2 separate regions of the Homo sapiens genome follow, and region 1 is linked to region 2. A link is a contact called in ENCODE Hi-C data. All regions are on one chromosome and are shown on one strand. Each heading gives the region's core, a stretch centred on a gene start or an enhancer-like site at or near the end of the contact. The rest is flanking DNA. Distances are from core to core; before and after follow the strand shown. Region 1 has its middle 52 kb from the start of PCAT18. Region 2 holds the start of ZNF521 (zinc finger protein 521).

Region 1 (6,450 bases), core at 2,225-4,724, 1.3 Mb before region 2:
GCAGTGATTTTGCTGTATTAATTATGCCTGAAGCACAATATATAAAGTTCTCCAACACACACTAGATGTCTCTCTTCTAGCTGTAAGATTTTTGTGTTTGTAATTCTTTGCCAGGGCTTGCATAGTAGGGGTGCACAGTAATAGCTTGTTTCATATTTACTTAAGTAATGTGATTTACCGACCATTCAACTTACTCTGATGTGAGATATTTATTTTGGGGGAAGCCTTCAGTAATCATTGTACAAATTATGCCACTTAAGTATTAGGAAAGTAACTTCAGTAAGACTTCAACTAGATGATGATGAAAGCGTATTATTCGATTTGCGTTGAATAATGCATTATGGACCTTTTGGCATCAAATTATTTATCCAAAGCAATTTAGGTTTTTAAATGTAAGAGTAATTAGTGACAGATGTATTTTATCAGAGAACTTTCTTAAACTTCCATTTAGCTCTGCATTTAGCAATAACAATTGCTTGCACAAATGCTTTCTTGTCTTAATGTTTCTGAATCAGAGTGATAGTTTTCTACTTCTGATGTGATGTTTTTAGCTAAGGTCTTTTCCCATTTGCATTGCATTTGAGTCATTCAAATGATGTTTGTGAACCATTACTTCACCAACGTTTTTATTTAGTGTTTATTAAACTGCATTTCTGAACCTTCTTTTGGACTGCAGTTTATAATTTCCCAAGCAAACAGAGCATTTATTTGCTCCATCTTTAGGACGAACTATCTTGGGAATAAAAGTGAAATTTTTGGATGCAAGCATGTATGCTTATTTTAATAGCTTACTCATGCAGAAGTGAGACACAACTCGCTCTGGCTTTTCATTCATAAAAACATGCTAGATGTAAATAATGTTTTGCTTGTTGATGAGTTTGGTTTGAGATAACTGAAGAAAACAAAACAGATTATCCTTTAAGCATAATAAGCCTGTGTTCATTAGGTCCATTCATTCATTCATTGAACAAATATTTGTGCTTGCTGTATAGGAACTACTGTGTTAAATGCTGGAGACACAATGGTGAGAAAAAGCATTCAGAGCCTCCAATCTCATGGAGCTTATAGTCCAGACAGAGAGGCAGACATTCATCGAATAACTGAACAACTGACAGAGATGAGTGCTTTGAAGGAAGAGGAATATGGGGTTCTGGTAGCATTAACTTAAAGAGGGCCAAAATGGCCTGGACCAGGGTCAGAAGTGCCACACACTGAGATCTAAAGGATGAAGGGGCCTGGGCAAGAGAGACAGAACAGAGACGAAGTTCCAGGGAGAAAAAAGAAGGAACAGTATTTTACCAAGCCAGGAGAGGCTTAGCAAAGGGGGAGGAACTCAGGGCTTAACTGGCTGGAGTAAGAGACGGAGGAAGCAGTGATGCAGACTGCAGGGACAGGCACCTGGTCTTCACCCAAGAGTAAGTGATGGGGAGGATTGGGAGAGGGGCAGCAGTAATCAGATTGGTGTTTGGAAAGAATAACTCTGCTGGCACTCTGGGAAGTGGTCAGAGGGACCCAGATGGATGAAGCATAGCCCTTGGAAGGCTATTATAGTCATCCAGGCAAGAGAAGATATAGCTGGGGTTAGGGTAGGGGAAATACTGATGGAAGGGTTTGAGATCTATGTAGAGGGGAAAGTTTACAGAACCTAATAAAGGGTTGGCCATAGGTGAACAAGAAGAGAGAAGTGTCAAGTGGACACCTAAGTTTCGGGCATGTTAATTGAATAGACGCGGGAATTCTGAAGCCTGGGTGGATTTTGTATCTTTCACGTCATTTCTAATAGCCAGATTAAGTAGCAGTGAGAAGCCTCATTCACATCCGGTGTAACAGCATTCACAAAGGAAACCAAAGCATCTAGTCATTCTTTAATCCCTCCCTCCATTTGTTCAACAATTGGGTCTGGAGTGCCTACAGTGTATCAGGCACTCATCGGCCGGCTCTTTTTATCCTGTTATCCAAAATGCTTTTCCTTTATGAAGTGTACCATGTGGTTCCATTTATCCAAGTCTGACTAAGTTGGAATTCATCATTGAAGTAGGCCTATGTTGAGCCTTCTGAAACAAACCTGTGCCTTATAGTGCAAATTAATTGTATTAAAATATTATAAACATGTCAGATGATTATGAAATGAATGGTTGGATGCTTTTTAAAAGTCCGTTTACATACAAATAACTGACACAATTATGCAAATCACTCAACTGAAGACACTTTGAATATCACTCTCTCCATAGGGGTTTGATGTACAAATGCAATTCCATAAGCTACTTTTCTTGGTGGTTCTCATGTGGATGGCCCTGAGGGCAAATTCCAGTTGGAAAAACAACCATCATTTTGGCCTATTCCTTTTTCTCTATAAAAATGGGAACGATGTCATCTCTCTAACCTGCCTTACAGGATTGTTAAGAGGAAAAATAAGAGTATGTCCAACTGAAGTGCATATAAGTAGTATCAATCAACCCCAAAGGGCACTTTCTCTGGAGGAGCCACCCCAAGTCTGGCCCCTGCTGTCTCAGTCCCTCGGTCCATATCAGTCTCACCTTATCTCAGCTGCCTCTGAAACCCCAGGCACTGGTAACATCCATGGCTAAGATTTAGGGAACAAGTAGCAGAGGCCGTCTGGAATACCTATCTCCCTGAGCCCTCCAAACAAGACTGTGAGGCAAGTAGTATTCTGCACCCATCTTGTTCTGCACCCACCCTAGGTAACATGCCCGAAACCTCGGTGTCCACTTGACACTTCTCTCTTGTTCACCTATGGCCAACCCTTTATTAGACTCTGTACACTTTACCTTCTTCTTCTTCTTCTTCTTCTTTTTTTTTTTTTTTTTTGAGACCGAGTTTTGCTCTGTCACCCAGGCTGGAGTACAGTGGCTCGATCTCGGCTCACTGCAACCTCCCCCTCCTAGGCTCAAGCGATTCTCCTGTCTCAGCCTCCTGAGTAGCTGGGACTACAGGTGCCCGCCACCATGATCGGCTAATTTTTCTATTCTTAGTAGAGGTGGGGTTTCACCATTTTGGCCAAGCTGGTCTCGAACTCCTGACCTCAAGTGATCCGCCCACCTCGGCCTCCCAAAGTGCTGGGATTACAGGTGTGAGCCACCACACTCGGCCAACTTTACCTTCTAAATAGATCTCAGACTCTTCCATCAGTGTTCCCCCTACCCTAACCCTAGCTGTACCTCCTCTTGCCTGGAGGATTAGAAAGGTTATATCCGTTTCCTGAAGTCAAAGACTAGGCTAGTGGCAGAGCAGGGATTCTAACTCAGCTGGCTGACTACAAAACCCTGCCATTAGCCCCCATTAGCCGTTCTGCTTTCTCATCTACACCCATAGTCCTTTCTGTCCAGGACATACTATTTAAGCCCTTTTCAAGGGCACTTGGCAAAGGGCTTGCTTGTTCTGCCACCGGCTTCCATTCCTCCTGTTCTCTCTTCGCCCCCACCTCTGTATCTCCCTGCCACACCAGCACCCTGCTGTTATGCCAAGAGAGAAAGAAAAAAAACAAAAACAGTGTGAGATTGTTGTGAGAGATTGTTGTGATCAGAACATGTGAATTGGTCTCTATCTCTTGCTGAGCAAATCGTTTGCTCACAAGTACTCTGTCATGCTGACCAAAATAGGGATTTGTTTTCTATCCAATGGGAACTGACAACAATTCAGCCCTTGCTGCCGACACCAACGCTGCTATTAAGAAGAAGAGTTATGAACTGAAGAGAATGTTAACGAGATAGATTTCAAATGCTGGCTAGAGGAAGGGATATTCTTCCTGATAAATCTTTCCAAAGCATCTACTGCTATCATCACTGACTTGTTTTTGTAGCACTTTCACTTTGCTGGAAATTTGTAGCCAATGGAACAGAAAATGTGTGTAAAACAAAAGACCCAGACTTTCTATGTGAGGGGGAGAAAAAGCTACATTGGTCCATGGTACTGATCCTTCTCTATCCTACCCATCCATTCCCACCACCCCATATGCAAATCCCACTCCATCTCTGTCTGTGCTGTATTTTCTTGGTTAAATTACTGAATCTCTCTAAGCTTCAGTTTTCTGAACTACAAATGAGGTAATAATATGAGATCATTGTAAAGGAGATAATAATAGTCCTAGAGTTGTTCAGAGAATAAAATGAGATGTAACAGGATGTATATGCCTAGCACAAAATAAGCACTCAGAAAATATCCATATATTGTTAAGAGCAGGGACTGTGTTTATTCACCTTTGCTTTCTCAGTTCCTTAATACAGTGCCTGGCACACAGGATAAGTGCTCAATAAATAACTGTTGGATACATGAACACATAATTTCAGGGGACGCAAGAATAAAGCCAGATGTTGATTTCACTTCCCTGTAAGTACTTTTTGCCATTGACAAGAGGACCCAAGTTCTGCCAGATACCCTCACCTGCTGGTTATGGGCTTTTTCTAACCAATTAGATCAATCATTTGGGAACAGATCAAATTTGATCTGGGGAAGCATTGATGCTAAGTAGGACGTTGCCTCAAAGATGGTCCTGTTTTGCCTTTTGATTACTCATGTGGAGGTCGTCCTGTGCACAGTTGTCATGGGATTTCCAAAATCTGCAGACACTTACGCTATGAAATGATGCAAATGCACCACTAGGTTCTGAACCCCCACAATGGGAGTCACTGAATTTGCGTATTAACACTGAGAAGAAACACGGGACCCGGTCTGATACCCATTCCATCCAGCAGATGGCAGTGACACACATTGGCAAGTAAACTTGGAATCGCCTCTGGTCTTGCTGTTAGTTTCTCACCATTGCCTCTCTCTCCTGGAAAAGGAAAGCCCAGCCAGCTTTAAAAAGCTGCCTTTTCCCAGCACTTTGGGAGGCCGAGGCAGGTGGATCACGAGGTCAGGATATCGAGACCATCCTGGCCAACATGGTGAAACCCCATCTCTACGAAAATACAAAAAAATTAGCCGGGCGTGGTGGCGCGTGCCTGTAGTCCCAGCTACTCGGGAGGCTGGGGCAGAAGAATCGCTTGAACCCAGGAGGCGGAGGTTGCAGTGAGCTGAGATTGCGCCACTGTACTCCAGCCTGGGCGACAGAGCAAGACTCTGTCTCAAAAAAACACACAAAAAAACAAAAAAGCTGTCTTTGCTCCTTCACCGAAACAACCGAGGCTCAACGGGGACAGCTGGAAGGATCAGCACCTCCGAGCCGTCTGTTTCTTCCTGGGCTGTGGGGCAGGGAGGAGAAAGAAAGCAGACCTTGTTATCTGGTGCAATCCACTTACTGCCAGTTTCCCAGAGATATGGACCATAAGAGGCCTGCTTTCCTGTTTATTTAATCAAATCAACAGAAGAAAGTGCTGTTAACCTCCAGCGTCTACCATGCTCTGGGTTGAGAGCACTTGATGCCAAAAGTGATCAGGAATACTAGTAAAGATAATAACCCAGTCTTAGGCAGTCACGTGCTGCCAGGGAATGGAACAGTGTCTATGCTGCTGAAGACCCATGTGAAGTCCTCTCATGTGGGGTCGTGAAATGACTTGGTTCTTCTGGTTGCTTAGAAATAGAGACCCACTGTTAATTGTGTGACCCCAAAGCTTTGGTTTCATTATCTATACAATGTGGGTGAGGAAAACCACCTCAGAGGGTTGTTGTAAGTACTGAATATGTAACACCAATACAATGCCTCTAAGTGCCAGACTGTTTTTCAAGGGCTTTGCAAGATATTACTTGTGTAATCCTCATCCATCACCTAAGAGGGTGATATTACTGGCATCCCCATGTTTTAGATGAGGAGATGGAAGTGCGGAGAGATAAAGTAACTTGCCCAGGTTCACATATGGTGAGTGGCTGAGCCAGGAGTTGATCTGTGCATTCAAGCTTCCAGTCTTTGCTCTTAGTCTCCAGGTGCGGCTGCCTCTAATACTGATTAGTAATTACTAATACTAATAATTATTAAGCACCTTCCATATGCTAGGAACGTTACATATTTTAACTCCTCTCATATTTTCACGTTCACTATAAAGGTGGGAATGATTACCTTCCTCATCTTAACAAATGAGGAAAAAATATTTACTCTGTGCCCACTCAGTAGGAAACACAATAAAGTAATTCCAAAGAGGTGTAAATACTTCTGCTCCAATTTACTCTTGGATACAGGTAAACAAATTAATGAGGACTGCAATCTATTTAAATGCTACAGGGTGGGTCCCTCTGTAACTGACTTAGCGATAAGAGAAATCCGCAGTGAGAGTATATGGGGCTTATGCTCCCATTGTACATGACAAGGTATGTAAACATTTTTTAAATTGTCTTGCTCTTTAAAATTTTCATCAGGAGCCCTTGGATATTTATAGCCTCACAGCCATTTCCAGAAATGGTGAATGGCCTGCAGAGATTTGGTTTGGTCCCACTCCCATTTATAGCGCTGCTTTCTCCTCCTAAGAGTCACCATCATCATTTGATGAAGAGGTAAGA
Region 2 (7,208 bases), core at 2,550-5,049:
TAATACTTTGCACAAATGTTAATTTAAAAGTCCCTTATATGTTGTTCTAACAATAATGTGTTAATATGTATATACGTGGATGTATATACATATATAACACACACATATATTTTATATTTTAAACACACAGACACAGACACACACATTAGATTCAGATGGACTTTGATTAAACTGCCCTTTCATAGGACTTTTAATTTAACTCTTGTTAAAAATGCTCCTCCTTTAAAAGAAAGCTTCTGTGGAGTAATATGACTGATACAGTCATATTACTCAGGCAGGTAATACACTAGATTTGAACTAACTTTCAATATTAAAAAAAATCCGAAATCGGTCTTGAAAATCTTAAAATATTACATGAAATTGTTGTACAGATAAGTAGACATGTGCTAAGGATATTTATATAAAATTATGAGCAGAGTATTCTCTTTGTAATTGGTTTAGATGCCAGATTGCAACTTTGACACTATTACTTATAACTTATCAAAGACAATTTATGCTTTGCAACTGACATTTTAAAATTGGAGATTTACTTGAACTGGTACCTAATGTGTTTTCTGTAATTAATTCCTTTGAGGTCAAGTTTCATGGACACAGGTTTCCTTTAACATTAATCCCTCCTTTAGCAATATCTTTATTGTTGGAATTAACAGTTGAAAAAACGTTAATCTTTTTTTCAAGTAAGAGTCTCAGTTCCAGATATTGTTTGTTTCACCAATGCAAGACATTCTGAAAAGTGCAAAATATCTTAAAAGTAGGTGCTGTGGAGTCAATGCATGAAAAGAGCCAGAAGTTAAATCAATCATATGTTAATACGAAATGGAAAGTTTAATTATGTAGCTACTTAAGTTCTTAATAGAACTCGGTAATGAAGGGTCTGTCTCATTTTAAACTTTATACTACTATTCAGGTTATTTGTAAATAATACCTAAAATTTATAAGCTTTATATGTTTTTGCTGGTTATTCAGGAGATGTTAAATAGGTTATTTGGAGGACAGCACAATTTGTTGGATGATGATGTTCAAAAAACTGTTGAATGAAAATGAATGACGTTCTCATTGTAGCTGGTTTCCAGTTTTAAGAATGAGAATAATACATTTAAAAGTTGGGGGATAAATAACTGAATATATAGTAGTTTACTATTCCCAAAATGAATTTTGTTAAGCATGAAAAAATGTTTATCAGTTAGGCATGTTTACCTTTCTGCAGTGGCTAATTATGCTTTTTCGCATCGTCCAAAGAAAGACAAATCTTAGTTTTCCTTCTTTAGCATCTGTGTAGCCTCTATCAGGTGAATTGGACAGTTTACATTTTTGGTGTCTGTTTATATACGAAGCATGGAAAGTAATTGCGAGGCTACTCAGCAGTGTTTAATGAAATCCAAGTGCTCACCAATTCCACATAATTGATTAATTCACATGGAATACGGTGGTAAGGGATGCTGAAATCAGTGGGAGTTTTGCCTACCAGATCTGTCCCTCCAAAAGGTAGAATGGGTGATGTTTTATCTTGGACTTCAAGACCCCTTAATGAGACCTAAGAAAATATTTGTCTTGTCTTTAGTAAAATTCCTTGCACATGGTTCTTTATGCATTATTACCCCATCATCAACAACAGCATCCAAATATTCACAAAGTTGCTGCATTCTGCTCAGAGATGATGGCTTTGGCTTCATGGGTGGATGTTGGGGTTTATGTTTAGAAACATAATCAATGATCTTCCCCCCCTTGGTAACTTGGGGGGAGGAAATTAAAGTATTTAAAGATACGTTTCAAAAGCATTTTACCTATCTGTATAGGTCAATATTTGACAGATTTAGGTTAAAATAGTTTTTATGTTTGTCTTTTGGGTGGTTGGTGCTTTAACCTCCCTTAAAATGCTATGCAGTACTATCCCAAACTGAAATATCAGGCTCTTGAGCCAGATCTAAATCTCTGAGCTAAGGGTTTTATTTATCTCTTAATAGAGGAAGGCAACAGAAATACTAACATTGGGAAATGAAAGAACAATTTTAGAGTAAAGCAAAGTAGACTACTTTGAGAAAGAAACAAAAAAAATCAACCCATATAGAAAACTTTAACAAATTAGGGTACGCGTTAGTATTACGTTAGCAATTTTTCACTTTCCAATAAAACCAGGATTAGATGCCATCAATATTTTAGATAATATCACACATAACTTGGGACCACACATACATGGCACCATAGTATTCTGCACACATATGGCTACCACACGAAAGGAAAGTCTTGTAAAAACTTGGTGTTTACACATTTTTCCCTTTCTGAATGATTTCTGTGAAAATGAATGTATAAGGTTATGTATAAAATCTAGAATCCTTAATGTACCAACACAGATTCTGCAACAAAAGTTGCTTTATTTCACAGTCATGCAAAGTTAAATTTGACTACAACTATGATTTCACTTTAGGAATTACTGCAGATGGATTGAAAACTCATTTAATTATAATGAAGATATTGAAAAAAAACATACTGTATTTGCAGCTATCCACATGAGGGTCCAGGCAGTTTACAGGTTAGACTGGAAAAAATACAACTTCCTTAAAGCTTTGATGTCTTTGCATGGTGGCTTAATAGATAGCTGTACCTTAATTTTACAGAACGGAGAATTTTTAAAATCTGATTAAGAACAATAGTATTTGTACAAAATTCTGCCTGTTTTGTGTAATTAACCGTATTCTGAATCTCTTAATTTCCACCAAGACTTGTGAATCTAAGCTCTACTTGGTAGCCCTCTCAGGCATTTATAACTTGACAAGCGTGTCCAATCAATAAATAGCAACAACAATAATAATACTAAAACATCCTTTCCCTTAAGATAAGGTAAAAGAAGGAAACAGGTGATGGTTTCTTGTTTTGCGATGGGAGCAGGTGAAAAGTTAGAAAACAAAACTGCGAAAAGAAACAAAAATTCCCACCGACCTGCAGACATTTCAATTTATTTTAGAAACTATTTTCTTGTACACATATTCTTAAGTGCATATTTCCTTACCTCTTGCTTAAAGAAAAAATCAACAGAAAGCTTTATTTTCTGGACAAAGATCTATGTCAATTTGAGAATGTTAAAAAAGTGAACTCAAAGCTGTCTCTTTTGAATCACATTATGACATTCGTCAGCATCAATGACTTTCTCTAAACGAGAAAATAAAAAAAAAGTCCAAATAACTTGCCTTTATAAAGATTCCAAGTAAGAGAGACTTGGCAGGTCTGCGGTTGCCATAAAAAAGATTTCCCGAGTCCGGGCAACAACAGCAGACACACTTTTTTAAAGTCCGACAATGCAAAAGCCAAGCAATGAATTTCCCCCCTCCTTTCTTTTTCTTTTTCTTTTTCTTTTTTTTTTTTTTTTTTTTTGCCCCCTCAAGAACAAATTGTTGCCTCCTTTTACATCCATCCTACCAGAAGGGGGACCTTTCCACTTTCAGATGCTCCTCTGCTTTAATTTCTGAAGAGGAAAAAAAGCGAGCAGAAGAGCCCCGAGATCCGCCGTGGAGCTCTAATAACGCAGCTGCGGCGGCGGCGACGGCGGCGGCGCGGGGTGTGCGAGCGGCCGGGCGGGCGGCGCGAGGGGCGGCGGCGCAGGAGCGGGCGGGGCGCGCGGCGCGTGGGAGGCGGCGGCGGCGGCGGCGGCGGCGGGCGGGGCTCGGGGCGCTCGGCCGCCGCCTGGCTCCGGATCCGCGCGCCGCGGCCGGCGCCTCCAGTCCGGGTCTTGGCGGGCCCCCTCCTCCCTCCCGCTCCCCGCGCTCTCGCCTTTTAATCATGCCCCTCTGTCTGTGTGTGAGTGCAGGCAGGCTGACAATGATTTCCTCAGTGATTACGTACAGAGCGAGTCCCTGCGGGTTAGGGGCCCCCTCTGGAGCCATCCTGATGGCTTTGGGGGCCTTGCTTCCATTTTCCATTATTATGTGGACTACCGGAGCGACAGCGCAGTCCAAGACCTTGCAGGTTTGTGATGAGGAGGGAGCACACAGCACACTCCTTCTCCTCCTCCTGCTCCCGGCTCTCCTCCTCCTCCTCCTCCTGCTCTCGCCGCCGCTGCCGCCGCCGCTGCCGCCGCTGCTGCCGCCGCCGCTGCCGAGGCAGCCGTAGACTTTAGAGCCCCGGTCCAGCGCCAGCCGCCGGCGCCGCGCCCCCGCCCAGAGAGGGGCGCCCCGAGCCCGGGCCCCGCACACCCCCTGCACACAAGCAGCCCCGCACACCACCTGGGGGCCGTCGGCTCGGGTGCTTTGGCTTTTTCTTTTTGAAAGAAATTACTTTAGTGTGGGTTAAGAAAAAAAGGGTGGGGGGAAGGGAGAAAAAAAGTATTTTTTTCCCTTTGCTTATTTTCGTGGCCCGTTCGCATCTGCCTCGGATGGTGGGAGATTTTTCTTTCCAAGACCTTTTCATCGCCTTGCAGGGTCGATTTCCCCCCCTCGTCCCCCCAACTACAAAAGAGCACGACTCGCTTTGTAAACAAATCAGTGTTATTTGTTTTTTTCCGGTGGGGGGGGGGGCGGATTTGTTGAAAAGGAAAAGCGGTAAAGAAAAAAAAAATCACCCAGACGCTTTTCTTTTTATTAGTTTTTTTCTATTCGCATGAACTATGTGAATTTTGATTGAGGTGGAAATAGTAACGGATTTTCTCTTTTTAGTGTAGCTGACGGCTCTTCAAACATTGTCTTTGGGGTTTTTTTTTTAGCTTTTTTTCCCTCCTTTCCTTTTTTCTTTTTCCTTTTTTTTTTTTTTTCTTGGAGATTGGGGGTGGGGGTCGAAGGCTGGGAAAGTTTGGTGCAGCAGCCGCCGCCGCCGCCGCCGCCGTCGTGCAGAGCGCGGAGCTCGGGCAGCCGCGAGCCCCGCGCGCGAGCGCGAGCCGGAGCCGGAGCGAGGAGCGGAGCGCGGAGCGAGGGCGCGAGGGAGGCCGAGCGGAGGGCGCGAGGCGCCGCGGCCCGAGGGGCGCGCGGCCACGAGGAAGTATAGTTTCTTTCAGGGCTGAATTGAAACAACTTCAGCTGTTTGCTTTTAGGATGTCTCGCCGCAAGCAAGCGAAACCGAGATCCCTCAAAGGTAAGGAGGAACCCCCTGCTCCCCGCTTTCCCCCATCCGCGAGTGTCACTGTGGGTAGCGGAGCGAGGGCTGCGTGGCTGCGAGGCGTGTGCGCGCGTGAGTGTGAGTGTGAGTGCGGGGGCGCGCGCGCTCCCCTCCCCGCTGAGCCCCTAGGTGGAGTGAGGGTGAGGTGTCGGGGTGGGGGGAGACGAAGACGGGAGGAGGATCCCCGAATGGGGCGGCGGTAGAAAGTGGGCGAGAAAAGACAACAACAACCGAAAAAAAAAAAGAGAGAGAGAGAGAAAGAAACGAAATTATCCGGAGAGGGAGGAAAAAAAAATATCCCGTCTGAGATCTACATCTGGGCTGGAGGAAAAAGTTTCTGTTGTGTGTTTTCGCAAAGAATAAATATGCAAAACCGTGCGGTGCTTCTTTTTTCCTTTTCTTTGGAAGAAGAAAAAAGTCATCTCGGAGGTGGGGAGCAGCCCCCGCTCGTGACAAACGTGGCCCGGGGTCCCGGCCGCCGCCTCCCGCCCGCCCGCGTCCTGCTTGGGTCCTCTCCGCACGTCGCCGGAGTAAACAGACCCCGGCCGCCGGCCGCGGGCACCGGACCCCGGCTCGGGCCTCAGAGCACCCCTCTTGGCCATTCCCAGAAGTTGACCGCCCCTCGCCCCTACTTCTCCCCGCCGCCCCTGGAGTCCTTTGCGTTTCGCGGTGGGGTCCAGCTCTCCGTCGTCCCTGTTGGAGAGGGAAGTTGCGGGGCGTGCGTGCGGGATTTTGGGGGCGCACTAGCTGGCTGCGGCGGGGGCGGGGGTCCCTGAAGTTATCGATCTGATGGCTGTGTTGGAATGTGGCGAGGAGAGTCACGTGGCGGCCTCCTCCTCCTCCTCGGCCGCCTCCTCCACCTTCGCGAGCCTCCTTCCGAGGAAATCGGGGGCGGGCGGCCGAGGGGAGCCGCGAGGTCCGGCGCTCCGAGGCGGAGAGCGGGGAGGGCGGGCGGCGGAGCGCGAGGGCCGGAGGAGGGGCGCGCGGGCAGGACGGGGAACCGGGGCGAGGGCCAGGGGGCCAGCGCTGGAGGCGGCCGCGGCCCCCGCGACCCGGAGGCGGAGGACAAAGGGCGGCTGGTGCGCCCGCCCGGGCCCGCTGGGTCCCGCCGAGGTCCGCGCGGCCCGGCCCCGCCCTCTGGTCCCCGGCGGCGCAGCATCCTCTTCCTCCTGGCTGCCGGGCCGCGGCGCCCCGTGGCCCCGGTTCCCGCACCAGCTTCCCGACTCGCCGCCGGCCCGGGGAAAAGGGGTGGGCAGGGCCCGGCGCCCCACGCCTCCCGGCCCCCGGCCGCTGTGCATTTTTGAACTCGATGAACGGAGCCCTCACCGCACACACAAAGCCCTTTCTTTCTTCTCCTGGGAAGGGACGGGGTGGGGGAGGGCCTCGCAGATTGGAACGCTTGCTTTTTTCCTAAAGCGCAGAAGTTTTAGTTCGGGAACGAGGTGAATCATTGGCATGTGTCTCCACACAGTGTGTCTGGTGGTTTCCGTCACATGGGCCCCTCATTTTTCTGGGGGAAACCTAGACCCAGGGCCTGAAAGATCCAAGTGTCGACAGTGAAAAAAGAAACGCCACGGGCGTGCGCGGGTGTCAGGGTAACGGTGGACCAGGCTCGCGCCGGCGAGACTTGCCCGAGACCCCGGCTTTCTTGAAAGTAACGCTGAGCGAAGTACCAGGACAAACCTCTTCCTAGTCACTTGGAAAGAAGAACTTTCCGAGTTGAAGTAGGATAGCGGTTAGTGCCTGTCCGGTGGAAAGGGCTCCAAGAAGCTTCTGAAACCCCGTGAAGGAATTTGGGAGGGATTTTTCTTTTCAAAAAAAAAAAAGTTTATTAAAGTTTGCACGATTGGCAGTTTTGTTCACTCGCAGCTTCTGAGCATTTGGTTCACCTGCTTTTGGAGTGAATTTACAGCGAAAGTTTGGTTGACTGTGAATGCGTTTGTTCCCAGTGCTTCCTGAAGATGATTTCTTCTCATGCACGTAGGATTTTATGGGCAGTAAAGGGAATCCGTCAGTTGACGGTATTCGCTGGGCAGGTTTGATAAGTCGAACTGCAAAATACCTGTGCAGTTCTTAGGTTAATAAGCAAAAAATGGCAAGTGAAGAATGAGTAAAGAGGACATTTT

What was found. Hi-C counts contacts between places; a loop is a spot of excess contacts on that map. Pooled maps may share reads with other maps.
Region 1: a loop to region 2 is called in a map of naive thymus-derived CD4-positive, alpha-beta T cell, with 7 times the contacts of the local background. The contact joins the enhancer-like site here to the promoter of ZNF521 in region 2. A Hi-C loop is called at or near these places in 2 of 168 maps with a recorded cell type or tissue (ascending aorta and naive thymus-derived CD4-positive, alpha-beta T cell), 1 of 37 single-sample maps with no recorded cell type and 11 of 50 pooled maps.

The regions. Positions count from the first base shown.
Region 1 is chr18:26,648,163-26,654,612 of GRCh38, reverse strand. It overlaps a transcript of KCTD1 not described here. Among named protein-coding and RNA genes, the nearest start is that of PCAT18, 52 kb to the left of the region's middle. RefSeq lists an enhancer at 3,098-3,599. Within about 2 kb of position 3,474, at least 3 of the 41 ENCODE cell types and tissues checked have a DNase peak (open chromatin) inside an H3K27ac peak, as active enhancers do.
Region 2 is chr18:25,348,757-25,355,964 of GRCh38, reverse strand. ZNF521 (zinc finger protein 521) reads left to right here and starts at 3,799. Exons shown (of 8, transcript NM_015461.3): 1 at 3,799-3,960; 2 at 5,018-5,058. The coding sequence starts at 5,019. RefSeq lists a silencer at 3,704-3,773.